Regions from separate parts of the Homo sapiens genome. Here region 1 is linked to region 2. Evidence: read pairs that join two places in POLR2A ChIA-PET (ENCODE). Cell type or tissue: GM12878. All regions are shown on one strand. Links, peaks and the distances in the headings refer to the core of each region. The heading gives the core; the rest is flanking DNA. Region 1 overlaps UBASH3B (ubiquitin associated and SH3 domain containing B). Region 2 overlaps UBASH3B (ubiquitin associated and SH3 domain containing B).

Evidence for each region. Peaks named below come from ENCODE experiments on the same cell type or tissue, not always from the same donor. Only the 100,000 strongest peaks of a DNase experiment are listed, where the experiment ranks them.
Region 1: POLR2A ChIA-PET joins it to region 2 with 5 read pairs; 2 of 35 experiments call an interaction of 5 or more read pairs at or near these places.

Annotation. Positions count from the first base shown.
Region 1 is chr11:122,796,086-122,811,127 of GRCh38, reverse strand. It overlaps UBASH3B (ubiquitin associated and SH3 domain containing B), which reads right to left. Exons shown (of 14, transcript NM_032873.5): 8 at 14,852-14,972; 9 at 14,095-14,217; 10 at 12,094-12,186; 11 at 9,796-9,940; 12 at 4,612-4,718; 13 at 2,952-3,061; 14 at 1-1,379. The coding sequence ends at 1,242. Among named protein-coding and RNA genes, the nearest start is that of CRTAM, 35 kb to the left of the region's middle. RefSeq lists enhancers at 5,794-6,312, 7,116-7,858. In GM12878, for the core only: no CTCF peak of the experiment used is centred there; no DNase peak of the experiment used is centred there.
Region 2 is chr11:122,740,771-122,755,812 of GRCh38, reverse strand. All of the region lies in intron 1 of UBASH3B (ubiquitin associated and SH3 domain containing B), which reads right to left. Among named protein-coding and RNA genes, the nearest start is that of CRTAM, 90 kb to the left of the region's middle. RefSeq lists a silencer at 391-544 and enhancers at 6,547-6,596, 10,369-11,336, 12,036-12,135. In GM12878, for the core only: no CTCF peak of the experiment used is centred there; a DNase peak (open chromatin) is centred at 6,682.

The DNA.
Region 1 (15,042 bases), core at 5,653-10,652, 53 kb before region 2:
CTCTAAATGCAGGAAGTAAGTATAATGAGAAACCACAGAATGTGGCTCTCCAAATTTCCTCAGTAGCCCTACCTATGTATTTTAAATTATCATAGAAAAACAAACAAAACGACAGCACAAGTAGCAGTGCAGCCATGACTGTCATCATTTATATTAGTTCCCTGACTTACTATACATCCCTGGTATAATTGATGCATTTGTGGATGTTCCATTATGGTTGACACGTACTGTAAGTGTACAACAACCTGACCCTTGGTATGGTTTGCAAACATGTCCATATTGCACAGAATGAACTTCTTGCTGCAAATAATATATCTAACATACATCCTTTCAAAATGTAACATCCTTAACTAGTTAACATAGTCTAGAGTCTAGGGGCAAAGACAAGCAAATATTGATGATTTAGAAATGCAGTAGCACGTTAGGCTACAACATGGTTAATTCCAAGTCACTTCATATTTTGCAAGTTCTTTGCTCCTATGATTGAATACTTCAAACATGTATCTTATCTTTCCTCCTGAGTATCCAAAAGTGCTTTGGAGAGCAAAAGTGCTTTGTCTCCCCATTTCACAGAAGCAAGGAGGGGGGATAGGGCTGTAGCAAGAAGGGCCAGCTGCTCTAGAGAAAATGTGGCAGTACCAGGGTAAATGTTAGCATCCTTAAGCGGGTATCTTCAGCCAGCAACACTGGTGTATGGGGGCTAGTGACGGTAGGATTTCATGTGTAACCTAAGAACAACTCTCTTCAGGGCATGTTTTCTAATAATCTTAAAAGGATTCCTCAGCTTGGCTCTACCTAACTGGAAAATGGAGATAAAAAAAAAAAAATTCCATCCCCAAGCTGTCCTTTCAATGCTCCCCCAGCTGGTCTGGGCACACTCCTTCCTCTTGCACCCCTTAGAGCGGGCCAGCAGCTCCCTCTGGGAGAAATGAGGCCCCTTAGCTGTGCATACCCAGAGGGAACGAAACATTCTCTTCTGTAGCAGGTGCCCCGATTTAGGAAGACAATTCTCCAAAGCCTTGTGAGCTAGGCAAGAGTCCAGAGAGAACACATTTTTTTCCTCTGAATCAAGTCTTTCTCTCATTTACACAGTCTCATCTTAAGAACTTTAAGTGTGAAAGGAAATATGCTAAATTATTCTGAGCTGTCCACTTAGAGTGTGGTGTGGATTTTCCCACTGTTTTTAAACACACAGAAAGACACACTCCAAAAGGCCTTTCCTTCTTGTTCACTGGTGTGGTTTATTCTTGAAGCAAGGTCTCTCTCCAGTTGAAGCCCCCAGTTGGTCCATGGGTAAGAGGAAGGATTGGTGGATCTGTCAGCTGCCATATTCCAGTTTCTCCTAATTCTTCACAGGAACAAAATCCCAGATATGGGATCTGAAGTAAGAGTCGTAAAGAAAGGGGATATTAGGAGATAGGTTTAATGCTTTAACTTTTACCTAAATACAAAGATATTCATGTGGCCCTAGAGAATTGCAGTCAGAAATGGATAGTGGCTTTGTAGAAATGCATTCCCTTCAAAAATCGATAAATAAAATAAAATGGGTAAAACTGGTAACTTAGAAGAGTATTTACATTGCAAGAGGATTCATCAGAAGGATCCATTAAATGGTGACCTCCCCTAAAGTAATTAAGTCATTGTTCATAGATTGCTGCTTAATTGGGTGGCAGAAAAAGAGGACCAAAATACATAAGGCTACAATGCCAGGAGTTAATTCCCAATTGCAAGTCCAGGTAAAAAGGCAGCTCAAGGCCGGGCACAGTGGCTCACGCCTGTAATCCCAGTACTTTGGGAGGCCGAGGCGGGCGGGTCACTTGAGGTCAAGAGTTCGAGACCAGCCTGGCCAACATGGCAAACCTCATCTATACTAAAAATACAAAAAATTAGCTGGGCGTGGTGGCATGTGCCTGTAATCCCAGCTACGTGGGAGGCTGAATCAGGAGAATCGCTTGAATCCAGGAGGCAGAGGTTAAAGTGAACCGAGATTACGCCACTGTGCTCTAGCCTGGGTGACAGAGCAAGGCTCTGTCTCAAAAAAAAAAGAAAAAAGAAAAGAAAAAGTCAGCTCAAACATTTCTGAAATTATACTTGGACCCAATGGAAAATATTTTTCAATTTGAAAAAATTTGTTTCACCCGTTTTTTTTTTCTCCTTACGAGTCTCTGCAACATTCAAAGCTGAAGCTGTGCTCTCCCTCACTTCAGTTGTCACAGCAATTTTAAAACTTATTTTTGTCTGTGTCCAGAGCTGCATTTACAAACAAGACAAAATTCTCTGTCTTCCAGCACTTACAAATGAGGACAGATGCATAAATAAACTTTTCAAAAATGTGAAAAAAGATTGCAATTGAGTTTGAACCAGGTTCTCTGGCGGCAGAGAAAGGAAGTATGTAATTTGCCTGAAGGGAAGTGTGTGGGAGGCAGCTGACCAGAAAACCTCTCCCACAGGCACAGAAAGGAAGACTCCAGATGTGTGGGTCAGCCTCATGGGTTTTCTGTCTTGCTGTCTTGTTCCTGGCTTTGCCTTTTAGCCTCCTCATTTGAAACTGCTGCATGCCTCGGCCTACCTTCAAGGACCTGTGTTTGAGTTAAGCTTTCAGATGCTGTCTTTTGGACTGACCTCTATTGATCCAACCCAAGTTCCCTCAGGGAAATTCAGAGAAGGTCCCTCAGGGAAATCCAGACAATTTGCTTATAATTCCTAGCTGCTTCCTACATTTTAGCTCTTAGAAGCTAGAACTAGCTCTCATACATTGTTTTTCTAACACAAGGCTTAATAAAGTGCCCTGCACAGAGTATCACTCAATACATCTTGGTTGAGTGAAGCAATAAATGAATATTCCCAGCTCAGCATAAACACATGCTTCAAAGAACTTGGTAATCAGCCAGTCACTGTACTGACTTCAAACTACTAGCCATCACGGACCCCAAAGTACGAGAATGAATTACCTTTCGGACCATTTGTACGAAGTCCTTGGAGTTCTGAGGTGACAGGCCCTGAAGTTGGCAGGTACACGCTTCAAGGGAAGATGCGTGGGCCACAATCAGGATGTTATTTCCTGGGGGAAAATGGCAAGGTATGGGAAGACTGTTTCTATAAAGACATGGAAACTTTGCAAATACTGGAAGCTAACTAAATGCTCTGCAGGGGAGCAAACACACTCAAGAAGACAATTTGCCTAAGCAATATTTTGAAAGTGCTTTGTTACTGATAAGGCAGCTTAATCTTTTTAAAGAAAACATTTATCTTAAAATAGTTACAGATTTATGGGGCCGGGTGTGGTGGCTCATCCCTGTAATCCCAGTAATTTTGAGAGAACGAGGAGGGAGGACCACTTGAGTTCAGGAGTTTGAGACCAGCCTGAGCAACATAGTGAGACCCTGTCCCTATAGAAAATTTTTAAAAAATTAGCTGGGTGTGGTGGCCTGTGCCTGCAGTCCCAGCTACTTGGGAGGCTGATGTGGGAGGATCACTTGAGCCCAGGAGATTGAGGCTATAGTGAGCCATGATTGCATCACTGCGCTCCAGCCTGAGTGTCAGGAGCAAGACCCTGTCTCAAAAATAATAATAATAATTATGGATTTATGGGAGGGTTACATACATATACATACATACCGACAAGATCCCATGAACCCTTCATCCCATCCCCCTCCAATGGTAACATCTTACATAACTATGGTACAGTATCAAACCCAGGAAATGGACGCTGGTACAATACACACAGCGTATTCAGATTTTAGCAGGTGTGCAAGAAGTCGTTTGTGCATATGTGACGATACAGTTCATGCAATTCTATCATATGTGTAGCTTTTTGTAACACCATGACAATCAAGATACAGGACTGTTGTGTGTCCATAGGGCTGTCTGTGCAACTCCTTCTAACATAGTTTTAAGTGTTCCCACTATAGAACTATGAGCACTTGAGACTTCCTGGTTGATAGAACATGTTGTGTACCTTTATGGTAGTGAGTGGCTAATCAATGAAAACTGGAAGGTGGGAATCATTCATAATACTGTTGCTCATGGCTGCCTACTGTTTGAATATAAGTATTTTAACTTAAAAAAAGAGATGAAGGGAATGTCCATACTTTTTTTGCAATATGCCTTTTTCACTAAAAAATTGATAGTGAACAGTCTTACATATTAAATATTTGAGCTCAGTGTTTAGAAAATTCAATAGCAAACACACTTGAGCCTTATACAACACTGCTCTTGGTTGGTGATAGCAGGGAAGGTGTATGTGTTTGTGTAGGTGTGCTGTGTGTAGGTGTGCATGCCGCTGCATCAATTATAGGCAAAACAGTGGCATGCTAGAGCTTTTGGAAATTATAAGAGGGAATCTCTTTCACAGGGTGCAAGAAGAATAGCTATAACGCAGAATTTAAGTTATTAAGAATAGTAACTAAGTCTGGTATAAACCCCTGGAATATCTACCATTTTAGGAACTCAGAGAATATTACAAATTTAATGTAAAAGTATCTGGAAGAAAATCTGGAAATACATTTCTTTGGTTAGCCAAAGCAAGTTGAAACATCTTGAATAACCTATTAACCATTATAGAGAAATAATCACGTATGTACAGATGGAGTTCAGAATAATACCACTTACCTTTACTTTTACATTCACTTATTATTTCTTTTGTTACTTGGAAACTTCTACTGATATAAGTATCATAGGATTCTGAAACAACTAATTTGCTGATTGGAATGTGAGGTCTGTAATAGAAAAATGAACAAAGGAAATGAAAACATTTTGATCTTGAGACAAAGGAAGATATCACTCTAAACTTTTATTTCAAGGCATTTCTAAAGATCCCGTAGATCTGTTTGTTTATCCATTTCCCTAGAAAGGAGAAAGGTATAGGGAACAGCATTTCTACTATATGAACATGGAGTGGAAATGTACAGAAATAACAGCTATGTGTATGGCGTTACAGTGACCAGGTGAAAAATGAGACATTCAGTGCATGTTTCACTCTCGGGATAACAAATAAGCCATTGATGGATGGTCCTAGTCACATAGCTAATACAAAACAAAGCAGAGATGGAACCCTCAACCTATTTAGATCAGCAGGGATTTCCCAGACCTCTCTTCAAGAGCAGCAAGGATGGGTTTTAAACGCAGATATTAGGTCCATCTGATTCTTTGCGAGTTTATCAAATTTCACCAGTCTTTTCCTTTAATTCTCTCTTATTTTGAACACAGACCATACACTTGGCACAAGGAGAAGTGCAAAGCATAAAGATGAAGACCACTCAATTTCTGTGTTGGAAAAGTTCTCTGCCTGTGGTTGGGGTGAAGAGGTTATTGATGTAAATGATAATTACTATACAATCTACAAAGGCATGTGATACTGTGTGTCCCTCACCGGCCTGGGGGCCTGGCTGTGCCCCCCACCCAAATCTCATCCTGAATTTCCACATGTTGTGGGAGGGACTTGGTGGGAGATAATTGAATCATGGGGGCAGGTCTTTCCTGTGCTGTTCTCGTGATAGTGAATAAGTCTCACAAGATCTGATGGTTTATTTTTTAAAATTTTTATTTATTTATTTTTTGTTATTTGTTTTTTGTTGTTGTTGTTGTTTTATTTTTGAGATTGAGTTTCACTCTTGTTGCCCAGGCCGGAGTGCAATGGCTCGATCTCGACTCACTGCAACCTCCGCCTCCTGAGTTCAAGCAATTCTCCTGCCTCAGCCTCCCAAGTAGCTGGGATTAGAGGCATGCGCCACCACACCCGGCTAATTTTGTATTGTTTTTAGTAGAGACAGGGTTTCACCATGTTGGCCAGGCTGGTCTTGAACTCCTGACCTCAGATGATCCGCCCACCTCGGCCTCCCAAAGTGCTGGGATTACAGGCATGAGCCACTGCACCCAGCCAATCTGACCGTTTTAAAAAGGGGAGTTCCCTGCACAAGCTCTCTCTTTGCCTGCTGCAATCCATGTTAAGACGTGACTTGCTTCTCCTTGCCTTCCGCCATGATTGTGAGGCTTCCCCAGTCACATGTAACTATAAGTCCAGTTAAACCTCTTTCTTTTGTAAATTGCCCAGTCCCAGGTATGTCTTTGTCAGCAGCGTGAAAACGAACTAACACAGCATGGAAGAGGATGATCAAAGCTAGGCTTCCTGTCCCGGTGCCCCTGCATGTCTTCAAACCCAGTCACCAATGCCCTTGGGGCCTGCCTCTGCCTGCCTCCACCCCCGCTTAACTATGTAGAGTTTCTATGTTGTTTCTGGTCCACAAGATGTTTATCTTGTTTTCTGGGTACAACTATGTCATTTCAATTTTCTTATTTTGTCAATTTTCATATTTTGTCTTTCACTGCTGGGTGTTTAGTGCCTGGTGGAGGTGTGGTAAGTTCTCAAAATGAATTCACATGGCCTCTTGATCAGAAGTAGGCTATTACCACTACTATTAGCACTGAAAATATTTACTGAGGTTCCCATATGTGTCAGGCTCTGTGCGAGTGTCCTGCTTGCATTTCTTCGGTCTAATCCTCCCAGCAATGCTTTCATAAATGCTGTTTATGGATGACAAAACAGAAGCTCAGAAAGGCTGCAGCTGACTTCCCTATGCTAACACCGTTAGCAACTCTTAGAATCTGGATTTGAATCTGAGTCTGGAGTCTGGCCTGTGAGCCGATCCTCTACACACAGCTTCTGACAGTGCCCTTGCTAAGCCTGGCCTTCTGTGCACACCGGCTTACTGTCCAGGGGAAGGATGCCGTTCCACTTGAAGGAAACTTGCCCATATCCTGCATTCTCTCAGCATGCCTGTTTCTCCTAGGAAACAGCCTTCTGAGTCTCACAACACCCTGGGGGATAGGTAGAGACCTGAATCACCACTTGTTGGGGCTGTACCTCATTGTTCTGGAGCAAGCTTTCTCCTCTTTTTCTGTCCCCATCCCCACCTCTCACCCAGTTCCATCACCATTTATGTCACCTCATCTCCCAGGCCCATCCCCTGCCCACAGTGACAAAAGTCCACTTTGTATGGCCCAGGGAGTCATTTCAAGTGTGAGACCATGTAATGTGTGAGATTTATGTAGGTGAAGAGCGGGATACATGCTGGGATCTGGTTCGTCCTGATCAGTTCTTGCCTATGGCTTCTCCCAGCACCTTAAAGTGGAGCCTGTGAATGACTCCAGTGTCTGGAGTCCTGATGGGCTTGGCCTGAGTCAAAGCTTCCTCACCCTTGTCAGCAGGTCACGTCATGCTGCTAGCCACACCTGCAGGCCCTGTACTGTCCTCAGAGTCAGGTGGCCTTCCCCCCACCCACTCAACCTGGAATACGGTGCTCTGGAAGTCAGGTGGCATCCCCGAAACTGTATCCTCCCCCATATACTCTCTGCTCCCCACCTTGCTGTGGTCCAGGTTGTAAGCACAGGCCTCTGCTTTGAGCCTCATGCCAAAGTTTGATTTGTTTCCCCTCCAACACTCCAGATCCATACCCTCCCCCAGTCCCCTGTCCTCTGAGTCAGGGCTCTGTTCTGAAGCCCCACCCAGCTGGTGTGGATTTTGTTTTTTCTGCCTTGCTCCTCTGGCCCAGCTCCTCAAGGCTGGGGTTGTTTTCAACCCCCCCAGGCCCTGGGCTGGTCTTGCTGCCTGTGGATGATGCTTCAATATTAGTCACCAGCCTGGTTAGCTTCCCTAACTCGGCTTTCAGTCCCACCTCCCTCCTGTTCTCTTCCTACCCCTGTTGCAAGGTGAGAGGGCTCTTTCAGCAGAGCCTGCCTGATTCACACTACCCCGGCTCTCAGGGCTTCCCTTTCTGCCTGTCACCACATGTCTTCAATCATCTGGGCACCACTTCCTTGCTTCCAAAGGCTTGTCCATTTGGCATCATTAATTTCATAGGGAATTAAACTCCGGGGCTGTCCCTTTCACATGCTTCAACTTTGGCTTTCTCAACTGATTTTTCAAATTAGAGGCTTCATCTCCTACCCCAACTCCCTCGCCAAACAGAAAATGGTTGAATTGAATTCTGATTTGCCGGAGAGGAAAAGGCAATCTGGAATAAGGACTGTGTCCTGATCCCCAGGCTCCTGGCATTCATCCTTCTGCTCACACTGCTGGTGGGGTGTGTATCTGAGTGTACATTGACAGGCTCAGGTAGGACGATTCTGGAGACCTTTGTAAGGCCGCTTGGGAGGCAATGGCAAAACACATCTAGAGGAAATATAAAATACATAGTTGACCTAAATTGGTCTGGGTGGGGCTGGTGGTAAATGGTGAAAGTCACTTAACCAATGTTGGTGGCAACTCCTCCTCTTTCCAGGCCAAAGGGATGCTGGCTGCTGCATGGGGGACAACAATTTATTGCTAATTCCCTGCAAAGAACAGAAAACCAGTGGCCAGAGAGGGGATAGAACAAAATGTGAAGTGTATTCATAGGGGATCCTGTTGATTGATCTAATTTTGTTTTTGAGGAATGCTAATTCCTTTAAGACAAGCAGCAGCAGCAGCACATAACTAGTTAATGGGGTTATCCGAGGTCTTATTTGCTGAACAGAAAAAATGAGTATGGAAAAAGAATATATTGTCTATTACCTTAGCCAGAAATGCACATTGCTTTAATGTGGTTTGGGTAGGTATTTAAAATGAAAGGTCAACAGATATCACATAAGAAAGTTCTGCTTATATTGACCACTTGTTACAAACTCTGCCTTAAGAAATATGAACTTAATTCCCCATTATAATGGTTGTGACTATCTGTTCCTTCTCAAAGAGATTTTTACAAATACCTGAGTAGACTTTTGATAGTTAAGGTAACTATATTATTATTAATTCTTTTTTTTTTTTTTTTTTTTTTTCAGACAGAGTCTCACTCTGTCACCAGGCTGGAGTGCAGTGGCATAATCTTGGCTCACTGCAACCTCCGCCTCCTGGGTTCAAGCGATTCTCCTGCCTCAGCCTCCTTAGTAGCTGGGACTACAGGCGTGTGCCACCACGCCCAGCTAATTTTTGTATTTTTAGTAGAGACGGGGTTTCACCATGTTGGACAGGCTGGTCTTGATCTCCTGACCTCACGATCCACCTGCCTCGGCCTCCCAGAGTGCTGGGATTATAGGCGTGAGCCACCGTGCCCAGCCCTATTATTAATTCTTAATTGTATACATGCAGATTATTCACCTGTAAGCAATCAACAAACACTTTTTAAAATCCCAGCACAGTCGGGTCTAATGGAAAAAGGAAAGGAACAGGAATGAGATGACTGTACAGCAGATTGCATGGTGCTGGACATGTGGAAAATGATGAATAAAGTTTATTATTATTATTGTTATGTGTGGTCACTAAATGTATAAATACCTTTAGGCAAGTTATTTGAACTCTCTCATACATAAAAATGGTTTACCTACATTCTGGGGATATAGCAATAATAAACAAAGATAATACAGAGATTTAAAAATGCTTTGAAAAATTAAACGTAGAAACTGTAAGACAAGACATCATCATCTCCCTTATCGCTCCAATCTTCTCAACTGCATCATCATTAGCTCGTGCTTATTGCTGGAATGCAAAATGGTTTTATTACACTGAAACAGGTATAATAAAGTCAGAAAAATCCAACACGGGGGTGAGGCTGGAGAATCTAATCCACACTAATGCCAAATATGAAAAAAATGCTGGCTTTTCTCCAGTTTTGATTTCTAAAATCATAGCTCGTTTTCCACCACTATGGACAACTGCCTGTAGGTGATGTCCAGCCCTGGCTCCTTCCTGAACCTGGCCTAGTGCTAGTGCAGAAAGCACTTCCACACTGGCCTCAGTAAGCAGCAGTTTCCGAGGCTTACCTGTAGGTTGTATCAACACTCAGGTTGGCTGCAGCTAACTCTGATGGAGGTATCCATGCAGGTAATGTGCTCCCAGCAACCCATTTTGTCCACTCAAATAAGCCGGGCTCTACACGGATCTTCAAGTGATTTTCTTGTTGTAAACCTTAGGGGTAAAATACAGTGAAGATGAAGAAAGTGCCTGTGGATTCTCAGGCCAAGTTGTTATAAAAATTCTGATAAATCAGCTATTCTCTTTCCTACTGGCTGCTATATATAGCTAAACAGAAATGGAAGCATGTGGATTTGGACAAGGTTTTTAATTTTTGTGCATTACTAATACATGAGTTTAATACTCCTGCCGTACCCCCAGGATGTATGCTGGCTTTAAGTCATATCTGACTTCAGGAAAAAAGCCACAGCTCATTATCCATATAATTTATTCGAGGCTGGGTGCGGTAGCTCACACCTGTAATCCCAACACTTTGGGAGGCGGAGGAGGGCAGATTACTTGAGTCCAAGAGTTGAGAACAGCCTGGCCAACATGGTAAAACCCCATCTCTACCAAAAATACAAACATTAACAGGGTGTGGAGGCGTGCACTTGTGGTCCCAGCACTCAGGAGGCTGAGGCAGGAGAATCACTTGAACCCAGGAGGCGAAAGTTGTAGTGAGCCAAGATTGTGCAGCTGCACTCCAGCCTTGGTGACAGAGCGAGATTCTATCTCAAAAAAAGAAAATTTATTCAATTCTGTGACTACCATAATTCCTCTTTCTTTCTTTATTATTATTATTTTTTTTGATACAGAGTCTTGCTCTGTCACCTAGGCTGAAGTGCAGTGGTACAGTCTCGGCTCACTGCAACCTCCGCCTCCTGGGTTCAAGCAATTCTCCTGCCTCAGCCTCCCAAGTAGCTAGGATTACAGGCGCCTGCCACCAAGCCCAGCTCTTGTTTTTTTTTTTTTTTTTTTGTATTTTTAGTAGAGATGGGGTTTCACCGTGTGAGCCAGGATGGTCTCGATCTCCTGACCTCGTGAACCGCCCGCCTCGGCCTCCCAAAGTGCTGGGATTACAGGCGTGAGCCACTGCGCCTGGCCCCCATAATTCCTCTTTCTAAAGCAAATTCCATGATGGCCTTACCAAGAAACTTCAGATAGTCTCTGAGTATCCAACATCGTATTTGAATATCATGTAAATTATTCATTTTCTCTATCAGAAAATCTAATGCTGAACATTTACTAGTAGCGGTGTAGAAGTCCTCTGTTTTACTGTAGTGTAACTGGCTTCCTAGAAATAGTCCCTGCTTAGTTATCTTCATATTGCATGTAGTCCAGTTGTTCTGTGCAAATTTAATACATAAATCCCTTCTGGTAGTGAAGAGGTTTACTTAAGGTTAAAGGATAGAAGACTCAGATGCAGTGTCAAATTCTTTGTTGGCTTGTTTATTTCTGGCTCATTCATTTCTTGGTAGAAGTAAACAGTCTAATCCTGTTGCTTTTAGTTTTCCTTCCCATGAAATGAGAATGGAGATACCTGTAACTCACGCTTCCACAGATTTTAGGGTGAAAGTTGAGTATCTTGGTAGCAATGGTGCTTTTAAAGTCTTTCTAATTAAGTAAAGAAAAAAATGATGATTAAGATTTGAGGCTCCTAAGAGCACCCTTGCTGCTGTCAACAGGAGGCAAACAACAGACCAAAACAGGAAAGTTATTTGACTATTAAGTGTAAAGAAAGGATCACACTCTGTAAGTTCTAAACATTTTGCAAGCCTAGGATTCATCCAAGAGCACTTTAAATTCTCAAGGAAAACATTAGTATACTTCCTTTTATTTTGCTTAGGCTGCCAGAGTATTTTTTTTTTTTTTTTGAGATGGAGTTTCACTTTTGTTGCCCAGGCTGGAGTGCAATGGCGCAATCTTGGCTCACCACAACCTCCGCCTCCCGGGTTCAAGCAATTCTCCTGCCTCAGCCTCCCGAGCAGCTGAGATTACAGGCATGCAGCACTACACCTGGCTAATTTTGTATTTTTACTAGAGACGGGGTTTCTCCATGTTGAGGCTGGTCTCGAACTCCTGACCTCAGGTGATCTGCCTGCCTCAGCCTCCCAAAGTGCTGGGATTACAGGCATGAGCCACCGTGCCCGGCCCAGAGTATGTTTTTGTGACTTGTGCAAAGATCGCCTTCTGAAAGAATCCTTGCTTCATTCCAGATTCAAAGCTTTCAACTGGCAAATGTCCCATGGCTCTAAGATAATTTATGTGTGGGGCTGCCTAGAAAGAGAGGGATGGACTACTTGTTTTTGTCAACCTGCAAGTCTTACCTTTCAAGATATTGTGTGCAGTCTGAACGCAGCGAAGGGACGGGGAGCAATAGACATGATCGATAATGGTATTGCTCTCTAATAAGGCTTCACCTGCAAAGAAAACCACAAAAAAATCAGTCTGATGGATTTACTCAGTCTCACCTTGACCCGCAGTGTGAGAGGGGGCCAAGCAGTAAGCTCCTGTAAACCCCTCTTTCCTAACTGGGGCTCACATAGAGCCAGTAGTTTCAGCCTTTGTTAGTTTCTAACAAAACCCCTCATCGGCGTTCCTATGAGAGCAAGCGACAGAGCCCTTCTTGTCTTGTCTTTTTTTTTTTTTTTTGAGATGGAGTCTCGCTCTGTCGCCAGGCTGGAGTGCAGTGGTGTGATCTCGGCTCACTGCAACCTCTGCCTCCCGGGTTCAAGCCATTCTCCTGCCTCAGCCTCCCGAGTAGCTGGGAGTACAGGCGCGCACCACCACACCCAGCTAATTTTTGTACTTTTAGTAGAGATGGGGTTTCAACATGTTGGCCAGAATGGTCTCGATCTCTTGACCTCGTGATCCGCCTACCTCAGCCTCCCAAAGTGCTGGGATTACAGGCGTGAGCCACCACACCTGGCCCCTTCTTGTCTTTTCTTTCCCTTCCCTCTGGTGCTAACAAGTGGTAAAGGCTTTAGCTAGGAGATATTTAGAAACAGGACAATACTTTGGCTTCAAGTTTGTGAAAGAGGATTTATTTTATGAATATTAGGTCTTGTTTTAATTTTATTCTGTGCTAACCAAAATCTCAACATGTCATATTTTTAGATACCAGAGATAAATCCCAACACCTCATACTTTAATGCTATCCTCATAAAATCCACTTCTTTAAAAAATTTATTATTATTCTTAATTTAATTTTTAGAGATAGGGTTTTGCTCTGTCACTCAGGCTGGAGTGCAGGGGTGTGATCATACCTCAGTGCAGCCTCGAACTCCAGGTCTCAAGCAATCCTCTTGCCTCAGCCTCTCAAAGTGCTAGATTATAGGTGAGAGCCATCACGCCTGGCCTGGAATCCAGTTATTTTGTCTACTGGATTAAATCCAAACACCTTAATATGGTGGCCAAGGTCTTCCATGAACTTGCCTTTATCCATCTTGCTAGCCTCATCTCTGCCTTGCCTCACAATTTATACTCTAGACACAAGACACTTTGTTTCCCCTGCATTCCTGAGGCTGTTTCTCAAGCCTAAGACTCTTTATGTGGTCCCTCCCACTGAGAATGCCATTTCCTCACTCCTATTCCTTCTTTGCCCAGCTAACTTCTACTTCAGCTCTCAGCTCACCTCTTCACTCTTAGATGTCTTTTTGTGTTCCCATAATATTCTGTGACCATGCATAGCTCTATGCATATCACTATGTCTGGATGCATGCAATCAATACATACACATTAGTGCATAGCTCTATGTATATCATATTGTATGATATTTATCCACACATAAGTTTGTTTCCCTGACTCACACTTGGGTTCCCCTAGTCCAATACCTTGCACAAAGTAAGTGAGCACTAAATATCTGCTAAGTGACTGAACAGAAAATACTATCTCCCCGTGCCAGTAATGGAATGGGCTTGCAAAGAGCTAGGCATCTTCAAAGGATCAGTTGGCCTTTACAAATTCAGCAAGTCCAGGGTCCATCTTCTTCACTCTTGTCCTCTTCCACAGCCATGTTTGGCAGATGCTGCTGTCTTGAACTAGAAGCTGACCTGTCTGCTACATCCAAGAGTGAGCACAGTAACCCACGCCATTACTGGATCACGTGCTCCTCAATAAGGACCACACCTCATTCACTTTGGTCAACCAACCCAGGGCTGAGCACAGTGTCCTAAACTTAATGGTTGTGTAGTAAGTTCCTTTTGAATTGAGGAAACTTGTAGGAAAGTTATAGAAACCCACAGGAAGTGTCTTGCATATCCATGGTACCAGTGTTTTGAAGGAGGAGGCAAGAAATGCCTGGAGTGCAGTCACTCCAGGATACTTACCCACTAGTCTTGCTTGCATGCATCCAAACACAGTGATGGGAGCATCTTTCTCGTAATCTCGGAAACCACCACTCCGCTGAGGTAAACTATGAGGCATGTTCAGGTTGGTGCGTATGTAGCGGCCTGAAAAACAAAGAGGTTAGACAGAGGATACATACATTTCTTGTTTACTTGGGACTCCCTTACTGATCCTGACACTCTCCACCCCCATTCCTTCTTGGCCAAAGAGATCACACTGAGCTCTCTGGAGCTGATAGAAAATATCAAGGCTGACATTTTGTTTCATAAAGTGACTTGGAATCCACTTTTCCATTCTACTGACAAAAGTGACATGAGGTAGTTTCTCAGTGAAGGTAATAACCAGGCACTTTAAAGCAGGTGAGATTCCCTGGTTAAGCAAGCCTCTGTATCTTCAAATGCTACTCAAATGAAAATGGAACCGAGCGAGCCAGGGAGATTTAATGGCAGGAACTCTGGCCATAGGATCAGGGCACGTTTCTGCTGCTGACTTTGCCATATGACCTGGGGCAAGACATCTGTCTTCTTTGGTCCGTGGTATCCCAGTTTATAGAATGGGGACAAGAACACTTACTTCTTCTCTAAAGCTCAAGACAATCAGGAGGGGCTTACACATGACAGACATCTTCTATAGTACGCAAAACTATGAATGACTCCATCTAGATAACTGTAGCTTGACTGTGCCGCCTAGAGGCCACTATGGGTATGGCAGTGCTGAGCAGGCCCACCACCAACTCACCTTTGGCATCGAAGCACTGGGACAGCCAGTACTTCCCAAACACAACATCCATCCTCTCACCATGCCGACACACAAAAAGGCATCGCTTCTGGGGGCCGGGCTGGCTGTTGACCCTCAGCGGCTGCAGAGAAAGAAAGGCTATTAGTGAAGACACACATGGCAAAGTGGACATGTCTTGGAGCCAGGTGCCA
Region 2 (15,042 bases), core at 3,686-8,685:
TAAGTTTTCTTTTTTATCTTAATAGATACCCAATCTTAAAATTATCGGACCTCGGGCCTGAGTCGACAAAGCCTGAGTTGACAAAGCCTAATTTGACTTCTGTCCCCAGTTCAGAGGAGGATCCGAAATGAGTCAATTCTCCCTGCCTTGCTTCCTCCTTACTGATATGGCCTCCCTCACAGAGTGGGAGGGAGAGATAAGCAGCTCAGGGCTGAGAGCCGCTTTGGTACAACCCAGGAGCAGAGAGCATGCCTTTTCCCTGCAGAGCCATTTTCATTCATGGTGGAGGCTTTTTTGAACCTGGCCAGGCAAAGCTCCTCGGTGTCAGACCAGCACTCCATGTGGCCACACCCTCCTGTCCCGGTTGTTCCCTCTGCTTGCCAAAGCGATAACCTGATCCTCGCTTTCCATAAGATAGAAGAAAATGTTCAAGTCTTTTCCACAGAAGGCTATAAGCCAAAAGGCCAACTGCTATGTGGGTTACCGGAGCCTTCTGCATGGGCGAGGTGGGAAACCGAGACTCTGAGAGATGGGAGTGGAGCTGCACGTCCTTGTGCTCATGTATTAAACTGAACTCCTGGTGACGTGCAATGTGAGAATGACAGTGGGTATTAGCTTTCACTACATATGCTTAAGAGCTCTGGGGCATCATTGAAACCCACACAGAGATTATTCAGCGTTGAACCATGAAAAGAGAGAACCGTGTAGTCTGACTTCTCTCCATTGCATGGTGGAGGGAACCAAGGCTTAGAGAGAACAATGGCTTCTTTAAGGTCCCAGTGACTTGGCGCAGAGCTTACATTTAAGTCCGTGTCAAGTGCCCATTCCACCGCTCCAACGTGAGCCTTCTTTCCACCCCTTTTGACTATCGTGCAGCTCTAGGAGGAGGACCGAGCTGGTGGTAGAGTCAGGGGTCTAGTCCTGCTCTGTCACTAGCGGTATGACCTTGGGCAAGTCCTCCAACCTTCCAGGGGTCATGAAAAATGAAAAGGGGCTTACGTGGATCTCAAGGGCCCCTTCCAGCTCTGATAGCCTATGAGTTTCTGTGTGCTGCGGATTCTCTTCTTTTTCTGTCCACCAGAGGGAGGAAGTTGGGCGGTTTCCTTAACCTTAGATCACCATGAGTGGCTGAGGTGTGGGCTGATGATGAAGAACAGCCTTCAGGGAGTAAGGGGTTCATGGAGAATCCTCAGTGGGAACCAAGGCCAGATGCCAAAGCAGGAATCACACTCACAACACCCAATGCAACATAAAGCAGCCATTTCAAACTCTAGCACCTCCTTCCAGGTGGCAGCCTCAAGCCTAATGCTGTTCATCCCAGCTAGAAGATACCAGACACTCACTATCCAAGCCACTCATGCATGGACTGACCATCCAGATGTCCTCCCAGATGTAATACAGGTTGGGATCCTCCAATTACTGTTCTATGTTCACTAGTAAAGACCCCAAAAGAATGATTCTTCAGGAAAATGAGTTACCAATTTTAGCTCATCAGGAAGACAGTTTCCTTGAGCAGAAGACAGAGAAGCCTGAAACATCCGTCTTCACTTCTGGAGTGGCATTGATAAGCCAGAAAGGCAGGCTCCCTTTTTCCTAGGAAAAGACTCATTTCCCCTGTAATTTGTCTTTGTTAGCAATTGAGGGTAACCTTTGGAGTTCTCCTCACTATTGACTGTAAAACCATTCCATTAGACGTGCAGCGGCCAAAATGCTAACCACTAGCCACATGCTGAATAAAACTGAACATTCAGTTCCACATCACACTGGCCATGTTTCAGGTGCTAGTGGCTACCATGTCAGAGAGTGCAGATATGAAACCTTCCCATCATCACAGAACATTCGGCTGGACATCGCTGCACTAGGAGTTTCACAGGGAAGGCACTTGATTTGTCGAATGCATTTATTGAATTCATGGATAGACAGTTTAGATAGGGCAGGGAATACTGTAGTATTCCCTGGTGAAGGCATGTTAATCCTTCAAAATTATGCAGCAGGTTTCTTTTAAGAAACTCAGGGTTGGCCGGGCACGGTGGCTCACGCCTGTAATCCCAGCACTTTGGGAGGCCGAGGCAGGTGGATCATCTGAGATCAGGAGTTCGAGACCAGCCTGACCAACATGGAGAAATCCCGTCTCTACTAAAAATACAAAATTAGCCGGTGTGGTGGTGCATGCCTGTAATCCCAGCTACTCGGGAGGCTGAGGCAGGAGAATCGCTTGAACCCGGGAGGAGGAGGTTGCAGTGAGCTGAGTTCGCCATTTCACTCCAGCCTGGGCGACAATAGTGAAACTCCATCACCAAAAAAAAAAAAAAAAAGAAAGAAAAAAGATAAAGAAACTCAGGGATTTTTCTTTTCTTTTTTTGAGGTGGAGTCTCACTCCATTGCCCAGGCTGGAGTGCAGTGGCACAATCTCGGCTCACTGCAACCTCTGCCTCCTAGGTTCAAGCCATTCTCCTGCCTCAGCCTGCTGAGTAGCTGGGAGTACAGGCACACGAAACCACACCCATCTAATTTTTGTATTTTTAGTAGAGACGGGGTTTCACCATGTTGACCAGGAGCCAGGCTGGTCTTCAACTCCTGACCTTAGGTGATCCGCCCGCCTCGGCCTCCCAAAATGCTGGGGTTACAGGCGCGAGCCACAGCACCTGGCCAGAAACTCGAGTTTTTTTTTTTTTTCTAGTGTTCATACTTGAAGATGTTTTTTGAGCATTCATATGTATTTTCCTAGGCTGAGCGCTACCAGGAATATGAAAAACAACAACAATAAGAGAAGAGGCAGCTGAATGTATTGGGAGGAACAGAGGATTGGGAAAGAAAAGACCCAGGTTCTAGCACGGGTTCCAAACAGAAGGGCAGGTGAGGTCCATCAGCCCCTTTGAGTCTCAGTCTCTTCAGTCGGTAAAATGAGGGTAATAATAATACTATCCTCAAAGGTTGGTTGTTTGTATGAATCACATGAAAATATAACGGAACACACTCTGGAGACTATCAAGGGTTAGATGTCTGTGTTACTGACCTTGCCCTCAAGTCGCTTTCGAGTCCCACTGTCATAATCCTTGAGAATATTTTAGCTGCCTCTTTCAACGGCTCTCCCTGCCTTGGGATCATACTTCATTCCATCATGCATACCTCCAAGAAAATAATTCTGCCAAAATACCACTAGGATCATGTGCCAATGCTGCAAAGACTAAAATGGATCCCTACTGCCCGTAAGATCAAGACCAAACTCCTTCTTGTATTTGCTGCTGCATCGTGCCCTGTTTGCTTAGGAAGCTGCTACTTCATTTTGCAGGAGCTTCCTGAGGCGAGAAGCCTTATTCCTGTTACAAGTGTGACCCAGGTCCCACCCATGCCTTTCCTTCTTCTAGCTCTGCAAATTGCACCTGGTCCCTTGAGTTCACTGTCTCTAACTCGCGCCCCCTATAACCCTATCATTCTTAATGCCCACCTGGCCTCGCACATTATAACATGTTCTCCCATGTGGACTTTTTTTCTGATTGTTTTGTGTGTCTTATCTCCTCAATAGCACTAGACAACACTCAAAGAGAGTGTGCTTAGGCAGTGCTTGGCATCTTAGGGGTACCAAGGGATGGGGAGGGATGGGGATGGATGGTTGACCCTGAAGGCCTGGGGTTAGATGGGGCCAGATTGATAGGGACAGCGAGGCAAGACAGGAAGAAAATTTGGTTTGAAAAGACAGTTTAGCTTTATACAGGTAGACTATACTATTCCTTCAATGAAAACCCTGTTTTAGTATAAAAATTTCAAATACCTTTTGTTTATTAAGTTAAAATAATTAATTTTCCCTTTTTTTATACTTTAGGTTTATATAATTCCAGCCCAGCCAAAAGGACATAGAGTTTTAGTTACTTGTGGCTCTTCTTTGGAGAGCTGACTACTTTTGGTTGTAGCAATTGGTCTCACCCTAGATCAAACCTCCATGACTCATCTAGAGGTTTCTCTCACTGGAGAAGGCTGATGGAGCTAACATGAGATACAATGATGGATGTGATGTGGAGCACAGTTTCCTAAAATCAGCATTCTAATGAATAGTGGAGCACTATGGTCAGCCAGGATTCTCTAGGAAAATAAGCCAGGCTCCCAGTCCACTGCAGAAGGCCTGGGTGTGTGGCTCCAGACTCCATTCCCTTCATAATAAACACCATCTTCCCAGGGGAGAACAGGTTGCAGCCAGGCAGCATTGCCTGTGTGAGGCCTCAGCCAGCACAACAGTTCTGGCCGAGTATAAACAGAGCACCCAATTAAAACACCTAATTATAGGGTAGGCTGGAGCCAGGAGGTGGGCTCTGTTGGTGGCCCTGAAGCCGGCTGCTGGCCAGGCTGCCAGCATCTCCCTGACAAGCCACATCCAATTTCAGACTGCAATGAGCCTCCAATGGACAGATGACGACAGAGATGGGAGGGCAGAGAAGGAGTGTGACACACCTCACTGCTTCTTAGCTCCTGGGGCGTGGACCGCATTCTCCCAAGGAGCATTCAGGAGGCTTCTGGGAAGACACTCCTCAGTGCAAGAGAATTGGAATTTCACATTTTAGGGACCCGATTATCTCATCCACACAGTGAAATAATATCTAATTTTTCCATTATAATAAGATAAATGCTGCCAGGTGTAACTTAAAAAGCTCTTTGTTGTTGGCCAAAGCACTGCAATAAATTATGCACTTTCCCAAAACATGAGAGGCCGGGAAGCGTAAACAACATGGCCCAAAACCCAGGCGCGTGGTACGGTTCTTTCCGCCTACCTGCAGGTACACATCCGTCTTGTCAGGCACTGAAATGCTGATGTTCGCTCAACTCTATCTCAATAATCCCACTGTCAGTGTTCAATGCACCTTTCTCAGGGAAAATGATAATAAAATGAGTTTCTGTATCCTTCTGTCAAGGATCTCAAGGCATGTTCACATGATTGCCTGTTTCTCCAGCCTTCCTAAGAGGCTGACAAGAGGGGCAAGCATTTGCGTCTTCCTGGTGGAGAAGGAGGGGACTCTATGTTCAAGTGACTTGTCCCCAGCTTCTCTATCTTGACAGAAGTAGAGCTTGGACTAGGATCTTAAAACGCAAGCAATCAGGATCGTCACTCTGAGCTTACTAGGTTAGCCTTCAATGCATTATGAAAAATGGACTCTAGAGATGCAAAACGGCTATTAACCACCATCAGGTGCAAGGCAGGCAGTATCTGGGTTCTTAACTTCTCCAGATTCATTTCATGAGGATCCTTTGGAAATAATTCTTTTTCCCTTTCTCTTCAGGATGGATGGAATTTGGTTCCTTACCTCATGGAGAGTAAAATAATCAGTCACTTGCCCTTAACACACATAATACTAGTGTGCCAGTAAGCTAAGGTGAAGTTGTTGTAGCTTTGGGGGTTTGGGTCAAAATCACAACAACATTCTGTGGGGGTAACTGAGGGTACATTGTAACTTTGAGTGTGTCCCTCCCGGTTCCACCCAGCCGATGTGTTCTTTAAACTTGTCCCTCCCAACCAGCCTGAGCAATATGCCGGAAGTAAAGAAGAAAGGTGGGGGGGCCCTGCAACTGAGCCCTATCTCAACAGTGGGAGGAGGCCAGTGGTGATGAGCCGTTCCCCTAGCCCAGGCAGCATCGGCCTGAGGAACAGGTGTTGCACTCAGAAACACTGAATATGGGGTCACAGGATCTGACTTTGAGCCTTGGCTCTGCTATTTATCAGCAGGATTTGAAGAAAATCTCTCTGGGCATTGGCATCTCATCTATAAAAGTGGTTTAAGAATGATTACCTTGGCCAGGAGCAGTGGCTCACACCTGTAATCCCAGCACTTTGGGAAGCCAAAGCCGGCATATCACTTGAGGCCAGGAGTTTGAGACCAGCCTGGCCAAGATGGCAAAAACCCATCTCTACTAAAAATATAAAAATTAGCCTGGTGTGGTGACGCATGCCTGTAATCCCAGCTATTTGGGAAGCTGAGGCACGAGAATAGCTTGCGCCCAGAAGGCGGAGGTTGCAGTGAGCCGAGAAAGCGCCACTGCATTGCAGCCTGGGGGACAGAGCGAGACTCTGTCTTAAAATAAAATAAATAAAATAAAATAAAATAGAATGATTACCTCTCAAATAGCGATTACTCTGTTAGAGTTAGAAGACAGTGTGGTGCAGTGGTCAGACCCATGGACTGATGCACAGTCCTGGATTTGAATTATGTTCCCTTGTTCACTAGCTGTGAGGCCCTTGGTCAATTCACTAAATAGAGCTAACCCTCAGCTTCTGACAATAGAGAATGGAACAATACAGAGAGGGTTGTTTGGAGGTTTTTACAGACTCAATGCGTGGTGCACAGTTGGCACCCAATAAGCCTTCTTTGTTAATATTACAGATGTAAGATGCAAAGCACAATGCAAATGCAAACAATTGTGATTATTTTCTAGGTTTAAGGCAAGTGTTGCCAATACATGAAGTGCTTTGCATATAGTAAATGCATAATAAGTCTGTGCTAATTATAGCATCCATAGAAGCAGTTTCGCTCTGGAATGCAGCTCAGAGATTAGTATCATTTGCAATAACTACATTCCAGGCTGCCAGCCCCACAAATTAGACACCAACTAAAGACATGCAGTACATGATTCAGCTGTATCTCAGGGGAGGGCTTCTGATGACAGCCAAAGCCACAAGGGATCCGATCTGAGTACTTTCGATGTGTCAGCAGAAGGCTCTTCCTCTCACAGTGATGATGCACATACTGCTATGTGTAGTATGGGGCACACAGTGTGCTGGGACCTCTCCAGGTCCAGGAGAACATAAAGCTGTCGTGGACTGTCTTGGCCATGAAAACATTCTCCATGTAGGCGTAGCCAAAGTTGAGGGTTCTGGCAGAGGTGATGTGTTCTTTAAAAAATAAAAATTAATTTAAAAAAAAGAAAGAAAAAACAAGGGCTCTCTTTCCTTCCGTGTACTCACTCTTTTGCTGACATCCAAGGGACTTGTTAAGTGGCAAATCAGTATTAAGCACAAGCGTGTGCAAGAGACCCAGGGACTGTGACACAGTTTGGGGTTGGTAGGCGCTTAGAGTTGGGTGGGCAGCAGGCCTTGCATTTAGCCTCACGTCACTGCGACCCTTGGATGGACACTCACAGAGCTCTTGTGTCTTGTTCTGGGTTCACAATCTTCTGTGGACGGGAGGAAATGGAGGTATTCAAAGAATCAAGGAGAAGATGAAAATGTCAAGAAATGCTTTGTAGTAATAAATTGCATAAACGTAAATTATTTAGCCCAACCTAAAGGAAGCTAAACTGAGATTAAATGACATTAACAACAGGCTGTTTTCCATTTCCACTGAGGGAAAAGCAAGTAAGGAAGAGAATTCTCCGAGTGCACAGGGAGCTGGGATGGCGCGTGCCCGTCTATAGGGGCAGCTGGGATGAAACCAGACTGGAGGTATGTTGATCGTTACTGAATCTGGATGAAGATACATGGGGGTTCATTACACTATCCTCTCTGCTTTTGTGAATGTTGATAATTTCCAAAAAGTTAAAACAATGAAAGAAAGATGGCAGCTGCTACTCAACTCCCACCTACAGCTGAAAGGCAGAATGACGGTCTGAAGTTGTCCACACCGATTTGTTTGGAATGATGGATTTTGTCAGTTTTAAACCACTATGTGAAGTCGCTCCACCTTTTCTTATTTGCCACAATGTGTTTCTTCCAACACAAGGGAGGTATTCTTGCTCTCCTTTTGCAGGATCCTCCTTTTGCAGGATTGGGGGACTGAGTGTGCAGACTTTTGTCCCAGTTAATGATTTCATAGCTGCTGCTACTTACAAGCTTATCATGTGTAACGTGGTGTATGTACTATGCTCTTTACCTGCATTGTATCATTTAACCCTCACAACAGTCAGCTCATTATTATCCCTGTTACACAAATGAGGGAACAGAGGCTTTGAAAGGTTAAATAGCTCACTCAAGGGAATATATGGATCTTAGGTCACAAAGGCAGGATTTGAAACCAGGCAGTTTGAGTTCCTCTCCATGCCTGTGCTATGAAGCTTACTTAAACTTTGGCATCCTCCCTTTGTACTTTCCAGATAGAACAGCTCTAATATTTTCATTGCGTCTCTATAAAGAAAGCTTTCAGAAGCTTAAAGACGTTCCCCAGCTTTGACTCTGTCTCCAAACGTACAGGAACCCAAACCACCCAACATCACTCCAGCTGCAGATGCTATTGTTTATAATATGTTATCCCGCTTCTTTCTCACAGCAGTCCCAACGGGGGCTCAGTCAAGTCTCATAACTCTCTAAGGACACAGAGCCATGGCCCAGCCCACACTCCCCAGGACTCTGGTGTATTTTTCTCCCCTCCTATCTGATGCTGCCTCTAGGTCCTAAGCTCAGCACTGTCCCCACAGGGTGCCTTACATGCACAGTGAGAGAATAACATTTCCCCAAACTCCTTGGCTGGTGTCATCAGGACAATTCCACTCCACTGGTTCTGGGTCTATTAACTCATTCTGTTCTCAGTGCATAAGCTCTTGCTAAGACGATTTTAGGGGTCCTATTGGCTGCTGGTTTCACTCTCCCTTTCATTCTCCAATTTATAGTCCACCCTCCACCAAGACTAGAATAATCTTTCTTAACCATTAATCTAGATCACATCACTGTCCTGCTTAAAATCCTGCAGAGGTTCCCCATATCCTTGGCCATGCCTGTGCTGGCCCCTGTCAGCCCAGCTGCCTCTCCGGTGACCACCCCCACCCCGCAGCCTCTGCTTCAGCCAGGAGCCTCGGCAGTTTCCAAAACACACCCTGGTGTTCTCTCTGTTGAACCTTTGCCCACTTTGCTTTTTCTGCTGGGATTGTCCACATTCCCCCTTTTCTGCCTAATGAATTTAAAGGATGACTTTAGGTCAAGATTTCACCATTCAGCGAAATCCTTTCTGAATCACAAATCCCCCCTCACGGCCCCTCCCACACTTTACCTATCCATCACTCCCAGTGGACTGTAAGCTCTTTGGAGATAAGACTCCATATCTGTTTAACTTGGTGCCTTCAAAACTGAGCACACGGTAAATGCCCTGAACTATTCATGAAATAAGTACAGAATGAATAAATCCTCCCGACTTCCCCACCACAGATAGCAGAGCAGCTCTCTTCGGAAGTCTCATAGCACTCTCTACCATTCTTCTATTAGCCCTTCCAGTCTTATCTCTAATTATTTCCTTCTATGTCTATTTTTCCCACTACATTGGAAGCATTCTTCTCCATTAGACTCTGAGATCTTCAAGGGTAGGAGGTAAAGGCCTGAGCACAAAGCCCAGCACATAGTAGGTGTTTAATTTATTGATTGAATGAAGTGACGCTTTCTTGTCAAACTTAATCACCCGGAGGCACCATCTTATACCTCAGATAACTTCCGCGTCAATACAGTGGTTTGAGTTTGTTCACGCTGAAGCAACCTTCCACTTGTCCGCCCACTCATATCTTAGGGGATCCTCCCCTCCTCTACCCTTTTGGCATGGAACCTCCCTACCGAAAGAGCTCTGTGTCACCCATAGACGTGTGAGTTTCAGTCTGAACTTCCTTTTTCAGGTTATTTATAAAAACGTAAAAGCTGCCCTACTCAATGCCAGCCACTGTTGAAACACTATCCTTTGCATGGTCCCTGGGCCTTAGCTCAGTCCTAGGTTGCCATCTTTGTAGTGTATATCTTTCATGACACAAGGGCGGGCACGGAGCCTTCATCTAATTATCCGTCTGCCCACCCACCCATCCGTTCATCCATCCCACACATGTTGAACATCTAAGAAGGACGAGGTCCCGTGCCAGGCTCTGGGAACTTCAGTGATAGACAAAACAAAGTCTCTGGCCTCAAGGAGCTCAGCTGAGACAGAAAACAAACACAGAGCAAATAATCGTAATGCTGTGATATACGTGCTCCCCCAGTCATTTAAAGCATGCAGGTGGGTCACCTATCGGGAGATGACCTCTGCCCCAGAAGGGACAGGATTTGAGCTGGGCCTTGATAGATAAGTGGGATTTTGCTACCCAGACAAGAGTGACGGAACAGCGGGTGCAATGGGGGAAGGGACCCAAGAAGTCACAAGGTGGTCACAGGAGTGAGAGAGGGCATGGCAGGGGAGATGAAGCTTATCCATTTATATTTTCTCACTAAGGGAAAATTTTTGTTTTCAAAGCCTGTGGGTCAATAATATCTTTGTAAAGGAAGAAAGGCATATTGATTATGGCCTTGCCTCTCCCAATAGCCAGAAAAAGCCGGAGTCTCTTCTACAAAGCTATGGAAAGAGCTGGAAACGGAATCCATTCTTTCATCCAAGATTTTCAGCACCTGTCACATGTACCTATGTATTCATGGGACTGTGATCATGCTCCCCAGTGCTGTACACTCCCTGAGATCAGAGACTTTGTTATGATCTGTGTTGCCACATGGTAAGCACCCCATAAATACTTGCTGAATGAATGCACTGACCCCTGCCAGCTACCAGGAACTGTGCTAAGTACTGGGAATAGGAAAATGGACTAGACGTGCTGCCTGCCCATCCAGCTAGGAAGGCTGACAGTCTAATCTGTTTGTTACGTGATCCAGTTTCTCAGGAATGCATTTTTGGAGTGGTAAGAAATTATTTGTTTTAAAGTTTGAGAGAAAAAAAAGATACAAGCTGAGAGGTGAGTCTTTCAGTGTGGATGGAAGGCCTCAGGCAGCTTCCAGGACGTGCTTGCAGATGCCAGTGTTACCCTGCTCCTTGCTTTTGCCACTCAGGCAGACGGGCTCCCTGGGAGGACCACCGCTCCTCAACACCCTCTCCCCAGACCCCAGACCAGGCTGGTCCCCTGCAAGGAAAGTCCTCTGCCTCAGCTGCCCTTCCCCGGGCTGTGCGGCACACTCACGTGCCCAAGTGCGCGCGCGCGCGCACACACACACACACACACACACACAGAGTCACACATGTGATCATACTCAACACACATTCTCCCCTGGCCACACACATATATAATCACACACGATCACACAGTCACACACATGATCACTCATATAGCACACATGTGATCACTCACACACTGACACAATCACACACAAAACACTCACATCAGGTCACACACAGTTGCACATGTGATCACACCCACAACACACACTCACAGTGACACACATTTGATCATACACTTGCGTTGTCACACACATGGTCACTCATACAACACATGCACACAAACACCCTCACACACAGTCACACACAGTCACACACCCACACAGGCACTCTTAGACATGATCACATGATCACAGTCACAACACGAGCTCATAGATAGGCACACATGCTCATGCAACACACACAGTAACACACACATGATCATATACTTATATAGGCACTCACACAGCCACACACCGATACACATGCTCAAATGCACACAACACGTGTCCATGTACTCACTCAACCACTCACAGTCACACGCTCACCCACATGCACAAACACATGCTCATACAGTCACACCTACACTATCACACTCAAATTCACATTTGCACATACACATTTATGTGCGCACACAGGCTCACACAGCACAAACTCACACAGAACCTCACACACCCAGACACACACACAGCCTGAGCCATTCAAGCGGCAGTACTCACATTTTCCATCTATTGGTGGTTTCAAAACAGGAAGCCTGCGTGGGAAGGGGAGGTGCTGGTGAAGTGAGAACCGCTGTAAAGGGGCCCAGGTGCATGGGCTGGATTCAAAAGGGACATCTCACTGACGCCTGGGTCTCCCTCACAGGCAGGAGAGCTGGGCTGCATGAGGCCCTGACTTGGCTCAGCTCCTGAGCAGCACCAGCTCTGGTGGGAAAGGTACTGAACGCCTGTCTGATGCAGCCACCCTGATCAAATCACACCTCTTCCTCGCCAGGGGTTTTCTGTGAGGAAGAAGGGAGCACCCTGCACCTTCCTGCCTGCCAATATGGGGCCCTCTCCTTTGGAAACTGCTTCTTCCAAGAGCCCTGCTAGACTTACTCGTGCCTGCCACGCCACCTTGCCCCTCAGGCCCTCTGCCGCTTACTCCATCACGCTCCTTTGCAATGGAAACATTCTGCTTTGTGCCGTACCCCAACCCCACTCCAAAGTGAAAGAGACCAGGGACCTGCTTTCGAATATTCACATCCTTGCAGCACTTTGTGTTCTACAGTTTTTTCATAATTAGCATCTCTTTCAATCCTCAAGACAGCTTCATGAGGCTAATAGTATACCCATTTTACAGATGAGGAAGCTGAAGGCAAGAGATTAAGTCAGCCAGGCATGGGACTTAATCAGTCAGCCAGGAATGGGTTCATTCCTGTAATCCCGAAACTCTGGAAGCCGAAGCAGGAGGGTCACTTGAGCCCAGAAGTTTGAGACTAGCTTGAGCAACATAGCGAGACCCCCAACTGTACAAGAAGTAAAAAAATTAGCTAGGCATGGTAGTGCATGCCTGTAGTCCCAGCTACTTGAGAGGCTGAGTGGGAGGATCACATGAGCCCTGGAGTTGGAGGTTGCAGTGAGCTGTGATCATGCCACTGCACTCCAGCCTGGGCAACATAGCAAGACCCTGCCTCAAAGAGAGAGAGAGAGAGAGATTAAGTCACTTGTTCCAGGGTCCCAGAAGTAGACTTTCTGATCCCAACTTTCCATTTTCAAGGCTGTCATAACTCCTATCTCCCACTCTGGCTCTTCAGGTACCTCAGAACGGCCACAGCAAAAACTGATGGCAACAAGGACGCTGAAAGGAGAGAAGACTAAAGAGAGGAGGAACAGAGAGCTGCCACAGGGAGGGGGCACCCAGGGCCAGGTGGGCCATGGAGGCACTCACTCTATCCCATTTCTCACACACCACACACACAAAAAACTCTAGCCGGCCAGGCTCAAGCTCAGGCGGTGTTCAGGAGGTGGGGTCACTCCATTTACATAATTGAATTGCTGGAGTGGCTTGGAACAGATTTCCACAACACACAGAGAAAAAGGTTAAGGGGAAGTCATAGTATGACATTTCTGGGGGTGAATGACATCTCCGGAACTTCAGTTTTTCCCTTTCTCTGAGAAAAGTGATTTAAAACATTTTCCCACAGTAGTGCCCTTGCAAAGGAAAATGGCCTCAATGCCAGGCAGCTGAGAGGGAACCCTTCGTGCTATATTCCTGACCAAGGGGGTTCTGGAGGGGAGAGTGGGGATGTCGGCAGGCCGCCCTCCCAAACTAGCCTAAGAGAAGGCCTAGTGATGTCACACGTGTGGCTGAAAGGAGACAAGAGTGGACCGCAAAACAAGCCCAGACTGGCTTTTTCCGCCAGGCTAGCACTTCTGTAGCAGACCATGGTCTCCTTTTCCTGGCCCTCTTCCTTTTAGGTTTTACATATTTAACAGCCGGGACCCATAAAATGGAGCATCAGAGGTCATAGGAAAAAGGATGGGTTAGACTCAGGGGAAGCCCTGGAATTTCCTTTCCTGGAGATCTTCAAGACTGAAACGAGAGACTCCTGTACTTAGGATGGTTTCTTGCACTTCTTGGCTCGGTTTGCTTCTCCTGTCTGCAATACTGTCCAAATCTCTTTTTCTCCAAGTCCCACCCTTTTCTAAAAAGGTTCTCCCGACCCTTCCAGGCTTGAATAATCCCTGAGGTCAGAGGTTAAGACCAAGGCAGTCTCGCTGACTGACAAGTGAGGAAGAATCTTCCTGGAGGAAGCGGATCCCTGAGAAGACCTTGGACTGTGTCCAACTCCAGATTTCGTTGCCGCTGTGCTAGTTTTGTGAGGAGGTAGGGAGGGGTCCTCAGGATTCTGCTCCACCATCAGACCAGAGAGGCTAAATCTCATCTCATGAGTAGTGAGAGTGAGCCAGTTTCCAGAAGAGATCTGGCAAAAGGAGAGGGGAGTCCTCCTAGCGGGGTTGGACTGCTTGGGGTTGAGTGAAATACTTAGGAATTGCTCAAGGCTGGTTTCCTTGGTCAGCAGAAGGGTCCAGGAAGCAGAACCCGTGGGAGGGAGGGGGGAAGAGCAAAGGAGGGTTGCTGACTCCAGAAGAGGCTCTGAAGCAGCCTGGCCACCCAAGTTCAGAAAGTTCACGTTTCTGGGGCCTGGCTGTCGTGAGGGCCTTATGGGAGGGAAGAGGAGCAGCTGGATGCCTTGCTGCTTACAGGTCTGTGCTCTCCCAAGCAAAGCATCACGGGGCCTCATAACGCAAATGTCTCGGCCTTCCCACCAGGAGACCCGCGAGGATTTCAGGCTTGGAGTATTCGATCACTCACGCAGTTCCTCTGGAGTGGGATGTTCACTGACCACTATGTGAACTGACTTAGATCTTAAAGAGACGGGCTTGAAAGGAAGCAAACACAACCTCCGGTTTTGCTCATTCACTGAGTTCTAACACGAACCCGAATGTTCATTTATTGGTAAACAGCCAATGCAAAGAGTGCTATTTTTGTTGATTTATGTCTTTGTGGGTTTGGGTTTGTTTCTGCTGTTTGAAACACTTCGGGGATACATCTCATTTAAGATCCAATTGAAAATTTTTAAAATTCATTATGAAGGAAAAGAGCCGAACATGAAAATATTCTATGAACTGAGAGTAAATTGAATATTTTATTCTGTGAAGATCTTATAAAATCTGAATCACATCACAGCTTTAGTCCTCAAACTAGCTGAGAGGTTAAGTTCTGAATTCCTCAATTTTTATATAAAAAATAAACTTTGTCATTTTTAAGGTGAAAAGAGCGAATAACCTGGAAATACTTTTACGTAATTGGGGCTTACCTTGAGGACAGAATTCATTTATATGTTAATATGCGCTTTGAAGTAAGAAGGAATCAAAATCCCTGCGAACGATTTGTTTTTAATTAGATTACTAACCTCAGTCCCCATTTTATGTACACATTATGTCCCACTAAAGCAGGACTTTTGCTAAAAAATGCTCTAAAGAGTGGGTTCTGTTTCACTTTAAAAGTAATATAGTGAATTTTTATAAAAAATGAACATGCAGAGATGTTTGTCTACAACAACCTCTATCTTGGTGTTCAGTATCTCAAAGCT